2 separate regions of the Mus musculus genome follow, and region 2 is linked to region 1. The links are chromatin contacts, found by Hi-C or POLR2A ChIA-PET in ENCODE. All regions are on one chromosome and are shown on one strand. Each heading gives the region's core, a stretch centred on a gene start or an enhancer-like site at or near the end of the contact. The rest is flanking DNA. Distances are from core to core; before and after follow the strand shown. Region 1 overlaps Pnpla1 (patatin-like phospholipase domain containing 1). Region 2 holds the start of Brpf3 (bromodomain and PHD finger containing, 3).

Region 1 (5,935 bases), core at 2,002-4,501:
ACCCAGGGCTTCATGTGTGCTAGGCAAGCATTCTACCAACTGAGCAACATTTTTAGCCCTGATTGTTTTTAGCAATCCTTTAAACATGGCAAAACCATGGGCCCTCTGAGGGGAGAGGCACAAGAGGAGGGGTCCATCTGTTCTGGATCCCACCCCATCGGCCCTGTCTCTCACCACCAGGTCCGGGGGAAACAGCGCATGTGTCATGCGGGTGATATTCTCCAGGGAGAACTGGAAGGAGAAGTTGAACATTCGGAAGTCATGGAAGATGGTGGGGCAGTCTCTCGGACAGATGTCCTGCTGGCTGCTGAAGGTGGAGATGGTGATGGAGTCTGTCCAGAAGGAACAGGGCTGCATGCTTGTGAAGCCACCGTCGATGTATCTCTGCAGGGAAGAGAAGAGAGACGCTCAGCCAGAGAAGACACAGGGGAGCTGGGGCCATGGAAGAGACACCTTTTGCAACCAGCCTTGAGGCTGAGGTCCCCAAGATAAATGGTGGTTGGTGTGGGCATGGCCACTTGCTGCATCTCTAAGGGCCTGGGGACTCCCAAGTCTAATGCTCTGGGCCCTGGACTCTTCTCCCTTAGAGAATCTTGCTGATAATGGTCTCTGTATGGGGTCCCTCCTTTGAATGACTCAAGAGACCAAGGTCCCTTCTACAACCTCACAGTACAGCCATCTCCAACCCCTTTCATTTGGAGTTGGGGGTGGGGTGGGGCTTCTATTGGGTTCCTTACTTATGAACAGAACAAGAGATGACCAGTACTCTTATCCCAGGAGTCCCATAAAATGTTACCTCCCCACTATTCAGACTGCAGCCAGGAGACCAGTCACAGGGTACCCTAAAGCCAGTCCGAGATGCAGAATCTTGGTCTGTCCAGATCTGTTTTTTTTTTTCCATTTTTTTATTAGGTATTTAGCTCATTTACATTTCCAATGCTATACCAAAAGTCCCCCATACCCACCCACCCCCATGTCCAGATCTGTTAAAGCCGAGTCCTCATTGTCTTAGGATGCCTCTGAGTCACCCATGGGCACATGAAAGCCTGTGACCACTGACCCAGATACCCCCAGGGGGTCTCCTCAGTCAGGCTCTCAGGGCCCTGTGTTCTGGGGTCTGTATTCTGCACGCTGACTTCTGGGAGAACCCGGCAACCTTGGGACTTTGACTTGCTGGGTTCAGTACAGGGTTGGTGAATCTAGAGAGGTCTTGGACCACCTAGAGAAAGCAGCCCTGAAAAAGCTAGGAATTCTGAGTAGTAAACGATCCTCACCTTAAGGTGCCCCAGTCACTCACCTCTCCCCGATACGTTGGGGGGATGAAGCCACAGTAAACAGGAACAAAGCAGCTGCAATACAGGGCCTGAGGAGAGACGGGGCTGAGATGCTAAGGCCCTGGGGTGGGTGCCAATGACCCTTGACCCCTACCAATTTTCCACTAATTTTAAAGGATGGGTACTGGCGTGGGAAACAGCCTGAAACTCACTTCCCATCCTGATGCCTAGTTGGGGCCTTAGTAATCTACCGGACCACCTAGTAGACTAATCTAGTCTCCTCTCGTAGAACTGCTCCTGGCAGAGCCATGGGCACGAAGGAAGGGAAGGGCCAGGCAGGCAAAAAAGGGAAGAAGGGAGGAAGCTGGGGAGTGGGCTGGACTGAGCTGCCCCTGTTCTCCCAGGCGGGGGCGCTCCAACCAGGGCCTTGCCTCGATGAGCTCTTCCTTGGATCGGTACTCGGAAACCACGACGTTCTCTCCGTCCGTGACTCGGGTGAGGCTCACATGCAGCTTCCCGGTGGCGAACTTGTAGGAGTCCTCCGGTAGCACATCGTACAAAAACTGTCGCATCATCTGTACCATCTTGCAGGACGGAGACAGAGGTCCCAGGAAGAACTTCTTCACCTCCGCCAGGCCCATATTCAGCACTCTGAGGTATTTCTCTGTGGAGGGAGCAGAGTGGCGGATGCACCCTCAGCAACTGCTCAGGAACATGGGGAGGCGCCCCCGGGGCTCAGTGATGTCAACCATTTCACCCAGCCGTTCACAGCGAGGAGGAGGCCTCAGACCCAGAAGCTGGGGGGGCCTCAGGAACAGAACAGAGCCAGGCCATAAAGGAGAATGTCCTAGATGCCCTACAGCTAGGAGACACTGGCACCAGCATGGGACCCAGGTGTCCTGCTTCTTGACCATGCGTGGCCACCCATCAGGAATTGTCAGCGACTAGAAAGATATTTTCTTCCTGCAAAACAGCTCTGGCAGCTTCTTGTCCCTGCACCTGAGGTCTGCCACCAAGCTGTCATTATGAGGGTCCTACACAAACACAGATGTGGTTGGAAATCTTTTACCAAGTGACAAGGGCACTTGCTTAGAGGCCACATACCCTTGGCAGACTGCACCCTCTCTACGTAGGCAAGGATGACCTGGAACTCCGATTCTACAGTCTCTTCCTCAATAGAGCCAGGGTTCCAGGCATGACCTATGCTTGGTTTATGCGGTGCCAAGGAGCGAGCACAGGGCTGCATGCATGCTGGGAAGAACTCTGTCCACTTAGCTTAACTATGATCTCAAAACCGGATTTTTTTTTTAAAGATTTACCTATTTATTTATTTATTATATGTAAGTACACTGTGGCTGTCTTCAGACACTCCAGAAGAGGGCGTCATATCTCGTTACGGATGGTTGTGAGCCACCATGTGGTTGCTGGGATTTGAACTCCAGACCTTCGGAAGAGCAGTCGGGTGCTCTTACCCACTGAGCCATCTCACCAGCCCTCAAAACCTGATTTTTACATTTTATTTTTATTCCTGTGTATGTACGTACACATGTGTGTGTGTGTGCCCACAGATGCTAGACAGGGTTGTAGGATCCCCTGGACCTGGAGCTATATGACATGGCCAGTGGGAGCTGAACTTAAGCCCTCTACAAGAGCAACAGATGCCCTTAATGACGAAGTCACCTCTCCAGTCCCACAAATACTGTTTTCTCTTGGTGCCAGCGATTGAACTAGGGGCTCTGCACATATTTGCATACGTTTGATGCTTGACCACTGAGCTACACAGCCAGCCCTTAAAGAACTATCTCATTTGGAAAAATTTGTTTAAAGTTAGCGTCATGCATATGTACCAGGGGCTTGTGTAGCCATGAGCTCTCTGCTGTGGGAGGCAGCAGAGCGGAGGTTGCATAAGCACCCCTGTCAGAGAGCTTATCCAGCAGCTCTGTGGGCGGGTGGGAAGGGCGGAGTCTTTCCAGCTTGGAGAGTCTGGCATTCATTCTAGTGCCTGGCGGCAGACACACAGAGAAGGCAACTGATTTGCCCAGAGTCACACACAGCAATTTAGAGACAAAAGGACAGCTTATTCCTATTGCATTTTATAGTTCGTGGATTATACGTTACTGGTCTAATCCTAGAGACTGCTAATGCTAGAGTGGCGTTGGACAGGTAGAGAAACTGAGGCAGGGAAAAGCGCCTTGCCTGAGGTCACACAGTCAGGCAATGTTGGTTTGCTGTTGTCTCGTTTTTTTTTCTGATGCCAAGCCACCCCTCACCCACACCCAGATCACAGTTGCCTTACACGATAGGGACCCCAGGCTTTGCTCCGAACATGGACTGCTCCTTCTCCTTCCTGGGAGTAGCAAGCCCGGCAGTGTCAGCCTTGCCATGTACAGACATGTGTACTCAGCACCTTCCCTCTAGGGAGGGAGGTGACCAGCTGGCAGGTTAGAAAACAACCTGGCAAGTGGCCACCAAGGTCACCCAGAAGACAGATTACCACGGAGGTATGCGCTTCTGGGAACTGGTTTCCTGTAACGGAGGCTGACCTCAGACTCACTATGTAGCCAAGAACAACCTTGAACTCTTAATCTCCCTTCTGCCAGTTTCCTAGTGCTGGGATGACAGATGTATGCCATCGGATGAACCATTTTAAAACCTTTGTTGCCGGGTGTAGTGGCACATGCCTTTAATCCCAGCACTCGGGAGGCAGAGGCAGGTGGATTTCTGAGTTCGAGGCCAGCCTGGTCTACAAAGTGAGTTCCAGGACAGCCAGGGCTATACAGAGAAACCCTGTCTCGAAAAAACGATATATATATAAATACTTAAACACACACACAAGAAGAACAACCCATGCTATATTCTCTACCTGTGCCGGACTATCCACTAGAAGTGGGCATGAGTGAAGTGGGCATGAGAGGTCAAAGGTCTGCACGAGTCAGGCTTCAAGTGCCTGCTTTAACTTCAGCTTTAGAACAGGATTCATTCCTAGTCAACAGGGAGGGGAGTGACAGGGATGAGGAGAATGGAAATAGCCCTGACATTTCCAGGATCCATGCAGCTGAAAATGGTTCAGTCTGGAAATCAGCTGTGTACCACACACACACACACACACACACACACACACACACACACACAAAACCAGAGGGAGGCAGGGAGGCAACTGGTTTCTCTCAGCCTGGGGGAGTTTGGCTTAAAATTCTTCCTTGATGCTTAAAGCAGGCACAAACCGAAAGGTCGTCTGTCTCTCTGCATCTTCTTGCTTCCCTCCTGGTTTGTGTGTGTGTCCAACCTCGAGGTCCCTGTGTGTCTGTCCCTGGGGTCCCTGTGTGTCTGTCCTTGTGGGTCCCTGTGTGTCTGTTCTTGGGGTCCCTCACTGTCTCTCCCTCCTCTCTCACTGTCTCTCCCTCCTCCCTCACTGTCTTTCCCTCCTCTCTCACTCTCCCCCAGCTTTTTTGGTAGTAAGGAGGGGAAATGGATAAGTAACCAGGTCTAACAAACTTCCTTTTGTGGAGTCAACCATTAGCAGTTCTGATGGCTCATGCTGGTCATCCCAGAGCACTGGAGATAGAGGCAGGAGGGTTGCTTCAAGTTCAAATTGAATCTGGTCACTGTTGAAGGCTATTTGATCACACCGTGAACCCTGAGATTCCTACTTCTAGTTGTGGTGTAGGCCCTTAGCACACACCTTTAATCCCTCTGGGTGCAATACAGACATAGCTTTAATCCGCACCTTTACTCCCAAACGATGAAGGTAAAGTGAGTTTGTAGAAGGAAGCAGCCATGTTTGAAAGTGATGTCTATTTGAGTGGTAGACAAAGTGACAAATCAGAGAAAGATTTGACAGAATAGTATATGCTTAACTCTCACGTGAACAGAAGGAAAGAGAGTCTGTTTAAGAAAGAGAACACAGAGAGAAAAAGAGAGGAAGCAGTTTTACCGGGAGAGTTTTACACAGATGATTGCAGAGAGAGAACAAGCTAGACACAGGTGGAGACAGGATGAGCCAGAGAAGGAGAAGGAGCCAGAAGATTAGAAGAGATTGCCAGAGTTAGTATGAGGCAGAGCAGAGCAATTCAGTCAGAAGCCAGATTGGATCAGTCAGCTTGGAGAAGAGTTTGAGCAAGAACAGCTGAGTTGAACCAGCCAGCCAGAGCTCAGAAAGAGCTAGAAATGGTGAGCTTATTCAGTGGCAAGTCTCAGAGGCTGAAAACATTCTAGGCCTAGATTAGTTTGTACAGAGGCTAGAAGCTTCCAGGACTAGGTAGGCCTGGGTTAGCAAATCGACGTAAGAAGACAATTACATCAGGTTAGCAAAAGTTACTTTACAGGTCTACATAGAGAGTTCTCCAGCCATGCTCACATGGAAGACCCCGTCTCAGAGAGAGAAGTGAGGGGGGAGGGAGGAGGGAGGAGGGGGAGGGGAAATGGGGAGGGGGAGAGGGAGAGAGGGAGAGGGGAAGAGGGAGAGGGGGAGAGGGAAATGGGGAGAGGGAAATGGGGAGAGGGAGAAGGGGAGAGGAAGAGGTGGAGAGGGGGAGGGGAGAGGTTTGGAGCCTTCATTTCTTTACATGTCTGTTATTTTCTAGCACTTTCTCCCATTCAAAGACCTCTGTGGTGGTTACTATCGTCAACAGGAAACTACCTGGAATCACCTGGGAGGCAGA
Region 2 (5,935 bases), core at 1,736-4,235, 74 kb after region 1:
TTTTAAAAAAAGGGGGAGGCAAAGACAATATTGGTGACAATTAAGAATATCATCCACTTTCAAGCTTGATAAACAATGAATGAGTTCCATCAGAGGACCAGATCATCACCAGTGTAGTGTTGGCTTTAACGGTGCACGCCTTTAATCCTAGCACTTGGGAGGTGGAAACAGGTAGGTGTGCTTACTTCAGTGAGTGAATTCCAGGCCAGGCAGGGATACAGAGTGAGAACCTGTTATCTAAATAAATAAATAAATAAATAAATAAACAAAATCACAGATCTAAAACATCTCCAGAGACATCTCATGGCTAGAAGCCCTATCTCTTGGCCCTGTCCAAAGTAAAGACATCTGAAATGCTTCAGACTATAAATAATATAATATGCTAGGTACTTCCGGCAGAAGGCAGTACTTAAGATAACTGCAATACTACTTGGGGCATTTCCAACCACAAACCTTGCAAGCTGGGAATGCCTCTAAGAAATCTTTTAAATTTTAAGTAGTCTGTCTAAGGTCTTCATTGAACTCAAGGACAAGTTGATTGGGGGGTTATCTGAGGCGAATTCTCCACCTACAATTACCACAGAAATCTCTCTCCCTTGATACTTGTATCTAATCTACCCAGGGTGCTTCCCCCAGCATTCTCTGCCCCTAAGGAGCAGCTGCAGGCAGTTACCAAGGCCATCCTCACCAGGAAGACCTAAGATAGGATGGCTATACTCAGCATACTTTAACAAACTACAATGGCCTTTTCTTTTTAATCTTTCTCACAACTACCTCAAGAGACTGTGCAGACATCATCTCCATTTCAGCCACGAGAAAACAGAAGCTCAGAAAAATGTGTGAATCCAGATCTCCTAGCAAGCTGAGAGGCTACAAACACCAAGAGTCTCGGAGAGCTCTAGAGAGAGGATGTTCTGCACCAACCTAGGTTCTAATCCTGCTCCTGTGTAACCTGGACAAAGCTTTGAATTTCTCTGCCTCCACAGTGCATCAATAAAACAGTGTGGGGTGGGGTGTACTAGCACACTTTCCAGCCCAGTACTCTGGAGGCAGAGGCGCTATTCTTAAGTACTGCCTTCTCTGTGGAATTTGAGGCCAAGCAGATCTATATAGTATTTCAGACTAGCAACGCACATAGCGAGACCCTCTAAAAATGTAAAATGTTCATAGGAGAGATGGCTCAGCACAGTTGAGAGCACTGGCTGTTCTTCCAGAGGACCCAGGTTCAATTCCTAGGCAAAACACCAATACACATATTGTTTAATAATAATAATTATATATATATATGCATGCTGGAAAAATAACAGCATTTAAGAGGATGCCTAGCACCCACACTGTGGATCACAACTCCAGTAACTCCAGTTCCAGGGTATTGGAAGCCCTCTTCTGAATTCTTGGGGAACCCGGCATATATCAGGCAACATGCCCAGGCACATAAAATTTAAAAAAAATAAAAATGTAATAAAAGCAAGGGCAGAAATATCTACTTCTTAAGGATGATCAATAAGTCACCATTGACAACCACAGTGTAAAGGCCTCTCAGTCCCAAGGTGTGACTTAAGTTAACCTGGCTGTGGAGCAACCTGAGGCAGGCATACACCACCATTTGGAGCTAAAGGACCTTTACCGCACTTCTGTTCAACCCGAAGCCCTGAGGGCACGAGATCCCGTACCAACCTCAAGGTCTCAAAAGTAGTCCCAGCCAACAGATTCCATTCCCCAATTCTCCAAAGGCAAGCAGCCTCTGGAGAGGAAACACACACTTCAGTATCGATTTTGAAGAATCTACAAGAACCCCATCCTGTAGTCTCAGAAGTCGTCTCCATCCCCATTCGGGGCTCCCGCGATGCGATCACAGGGGGCAAACCCATGGGACCCAGCTGGGCTACTGCCAGGGGAAACCAAGAGTTTCGCCTACAAGGAGCTAACAACTAGACCAGGGTTGGTATTTTTTTTTTGGCGGGAGTTTCCTCACGTACACAACTCTTCCCATACACACACTGCCGAGTACCCCCAACAGCCCCCTTCAGAGACGTTCTTAGCGACCCGGGATCCCCAACTCGACCACCTCACCCTGGCCCCCGAATGAGGAGTTTCAACAATTGGACGGAACCCGCCCTGCACGCCACACAAGGGACTCATGAGACCAGGTAAGACTCCAGACAAGGTCTCTGTCCCTTTAAAGGGACTCCTCTTCCAGTGGAATCTTCACGACACCCCCCGAAGGAGAAAAAAGAGAAATATCTCCCCCTAAAAAAAACAACCCAGAGGGTAGGCGCACCACAGATAGACGCAGAGTCCGACCCTCACAGAGAAAGCGAGCGCCAGCGAACGGCGGAGGGGTGGGGAGGGGGGGGGAGGACGCGGAGATGCAAGCACTTATTGGCCGCCCAACCTGCCCGTCAAGGGGGAACCCGTGCGCCGAGGGCGGCCCCTGAAGGCGGGACTCTGGTCTAGCCAGGCCAATAGGGGAGCACGGGGAGGGCGGGGCTTAGCCGTTTGGCTGCCAGGACCGGGGAGAAACAAGATGGCGGGTGCGGGAGGGGGTCCTCGCTTTGCAGCTCCCTTCCGCGCGCTTTTCCCGGCCTCGTCGCCGCCCTCGCTCCGGGGGAGAGGTCGCGCGTCACCCCCACGCCCCATCGGGACACCCCTGTGCGCCCCGGCCGCCCCCTCGCGCGCAGCGCTCGCTCCCCGCCGGCCCCCGCCGCCCCCGCTCGCTCCGGCCCCGCCGCCGCCGCCCCCATTTTACCTCAGCCGCCGGCCGGGCCCCTAGCTTCGGGGGCCCCCTGAGCGCGAGCGCGGCCGGCCGGGTGAGCGGCCGGGCGAGCGGGCCGGGCGAGCGAGCAGCTCCGTGCGCGGCCCGGCTGAGGGAGCGCGGCCTCCTCCCGCTCCGGCCCTCCGCTCCGTCTCCCCGGGCCCGGCCGCCTCTCCCGGGGGAGGAGGGGGAATGGAGCCACCGCCGCCACCACCGCTGCCGCCCGCCACGGAGCCCGGCCGAGGGGAGGGAGGGATCAGCCCCCAGGCAGGATCCGCCCCTCGGCCTCCCCCCGCCACCTCCACCCCTTCCCTCACTCCCTCCCCGGATCGAGCCGCCGCACGCGAAGCGGGAGCGCGAAAGCGCGGGGAGACCGGAGCGGATGCCCCCGCCCGAGCCCAGCCCGGCGCGGCGGCAGCGGCGGCGGGGAGACGGGCGGGGAGATGAGCGCGAAGCGGCAGCGCCACCTCCACGGGGCACCGTCCCCGGCACGGCCTCACGGTGGCGGTGCGGACGCGGCGGGGCCGCTTCACCCTGGGCCTGTCCCAGAGCTGATCTAGTCGGGGTTCCCACTCTGAATCCACGGAGCGGTGGCTCACCCCATCCCAGCCAGAGCGTGGGGCCACCCGCCGCCCCCGAGGTGGGAACGCCCATGCTCCCACCCACCCACAAAGCTCGCCCCAGGACGACCCCGGAGGGCCACACTGTGTGTGGCTTCCCAGAGTGCAGGTGGCTGCGAAGCCTCCAGAAAGTCGTCCCTCCCCAGGCCCCCGGGACAAAGGTCTAGCGATGTCCACCCATCCCCTCCCCCAGTGCGGACAGCCCGGGAAAGACCCGTGCCTGTGGTGTGTGTACAGGTGAGCCTCTCCTGGCACACAAGGCTGCCACGGACCAGACTTTTCCATCTGTGTGGAGTTTTTTTTTTTTTAAGTAAACATAAAAGTTTGACAGTCTGCTTAAGCGTGCCTCGTAATTCCGTTTGTCACTCTAGGCATGGGAAATACTTTTCCCCTTGAATTTGATTTGGCCAGGAGTCGGTTAATTTAATGCACTGAACGGCTTTCTCAAAGGCAGCCTGCCTGTCAAACAGCAACTCCCAGACTTTGAAGTGTACTCAAGCTGCCTTTTGTTCTAATAAAAGAAAAAATAAATAGAAGAAAAGGTCCCTTTGCCCCTCCACGAGCGCATGTACCTATAAATTTGAAAGCTTACCTCGTGACAGAGATCTTAAGCACCAATACTTAATGATGCTTATAAAGGATATATGGATAAACTGCTATCGAAGATGAAGATGAATGATATATTTTGAAAGCGTTTCCTCTACACGAACGGCTGGTGAGACTTTCAATTGCTCGATTGGCTCTGGTATCCAGGACCTGGGTACTACAGTTGAAAGAGTAGAGAATAAACATTTCTCACGGCCCAAACCTTGTGTTTTTATTTACATTGAAGTATAGGTGTTCAGCATCCTAAGAGTTGAGAATTTACCAGTTGAGTGAAGCATGGAAGTTGGGTTTCCTTACAGGAGTGTGTTCTTGATAGATGGTAATAACATACTGCAAAAATAACCAATTTTTAAGAAGGAAAGGGCGTGGCTTGTGGAGCCAAGCAATCGCCTCCGCCAGCACCCCCACCCCACAGTGTTTTGAAAGCTTTGAAGCAGAAATGCTGTGAATTAGTCAACTGTTGTTAAAGCTTGGGGGAATAATCACAGGAGGGAAGGTGTGGAAAGATTAATTGTGGAAGGGAAGGCCCTAGAGGAAGAAAATATTGCAATTACTTTTAGCTTTAAAAAAATTGAGGAACAAATAGGAATTTCACGTCTTGTTCTTTTACAATGAAATATAAACATTTACATAGGACTTGTGTCTCCTTATCTTTTATTCTTCGCGGTTGCTTCTGGGCATGACCTGATTTGCATGATTGGGAAGGACCTCTACCCTCTAAATTAGGCAAATAAAAACCCTGAGAAGATGTCGCAGCTTGTCCTTGCAGTGATTTAAGATCCATTGAGAGCACATGTCAGCCTCCTCTTGTCACCAGCCATTCCTGGTCACTTTATGAGACTGGGCTCAACAAAATTTTCTCCCCCTCTTCACCCTCGCCCTTAAAACATTAGCGCCGCCCTTGTTTTCCTTTTGACACGGGAAATTCGTTTTCTGTAGCATAACCTCACAGATAGCCAGTTCACTGGGATGTAATCTCAGATGTAATATGTGACAATTATGTCATTAAAAACAAATTTGGATCAGACATCCCAGAGGCACTGCATTTAATTCGCCTTAATCTTCAGCTATTTTAAAGAGTTTGAAGTCATCAGTCCCTGGCCTGTCCATTAAGCAGTGCGAAATTAAGTACAACAAAACAAGGACTCTGCCTTTGACTCTAAATATTTGTTTGATTATTTTTCTTCTTTTTCATTAAAACTATCACGAGCTCTACCCATGCGTTTAATCCTAGCACACAGGAGGCAGATCTCTGTAAGTTCCAGACCATCTTAGTGTACATAGCAAGTTCCAGGCCAGCCAGCACCACACGGAGAGAGGCTGTCCCAATAAAACAAAACAAAACTTCATAGTGAACACACACACACACCAAATTAACCAGACCCAAAGTTCACTGAGATGGTGGACTCTTAAAGCTAGAATAGCTACCCCAGAGCTGTGGGGCTTCACAGTGGATTTTACACAATCAGTGTCAAATATATTTTCCACTACAAGAAAAAGGGAAAAATCCATAAACGAGCTGAAACTCTTTTATGAAAAGCAGTTAGCGGTGTATAGTCTTTCTGACTTCTCTCCTTCATCTGTATTTGTCCTTCCTTAACACTGAACCTTTAGCCTTCCCTGATCCCCTTTCTGCTCCTTAACCTTGACCATGGGAACACGTGTTCACTTAGGAACATACACACTAGGGCTGAGATCAGAGTAGACACAACAAGAAAAACACATACTTTTTTCTCTGAGACCCTAAGCTCCCTTAATGCACATTCTAAGTCTTTCCAATCTACAATTTTTACTTCATGTTTTGAATTTATTCATGAATTTATTTATTTATTTATTTATTTATTTATTTATTTATTTATTGTACTCAACAGTGCCCATGGGTATAGGTCAAAGGGCAACTTCCAGGCCTCAGTTGCCTACCTTGTGAGTGTGAAGGCTTTAATTCAGGTCTCAA

Evidence for each region. A loop is a pair of places that touch in the nucleus more often than their neighbours do. ChIA-PET counts read pairs that join two places held with the same protein, here RNA polymerase II (POLR2A).
Region 2: a loop to region 1 is called in a map of left cerebral cortex, with 3 times the contacts of the local background. The contact joins the promoter of Brpf3 here to the enhancer-like site in region 1. A Hi-C loop is called at or near these places in 1 of 37 maps with a recorded cell type or tissue (left cerebral cortex). POLR2A ChIA-PET finds 5 or more read pairs at or near these places in 2 of 5 experiments (Patski and embryonic stem cell).

Annotation. Positions count from the first base shown.
Region 1 is chr17:28,872,815-28,878,749 of GRCm38, reverse strand. It overlaps Pnpla1 (patatin-like phospholipase domain containing 1), which reads right to left. Exons shown (of 10, transcript NM_001034885.3): 2 at 1,706-1,938; 3 at 1,298-1,363; 4 at 175-384. Among named protein-coding and RNA genes, the nearest start is that of Pnpla1, 17 kb to the right of the region's middle. Within about 2 kb of position 3,251, at least 1 of the 3 ENCODE cell types and tissues checked has a DNase peak (open chromatin) inside an H3K27ac peak, as active enhancers do.
Region 2 is chr17:28,798,176-28,804,110 of GRCm38, reverse strand. Brpf3 (bromodomain and PHD finger containing, 3) reads right to left here and starts at 2,985. Exons shown (of 13, transcript NM_001081315.1): 1 at 2,750-2,985. Gm35883 (a long non-coding RNA gene) reads left to right here. Exons shown (of 4, transcript XR_003952337.1): 3 at 13-171; 4 at 781-1,220.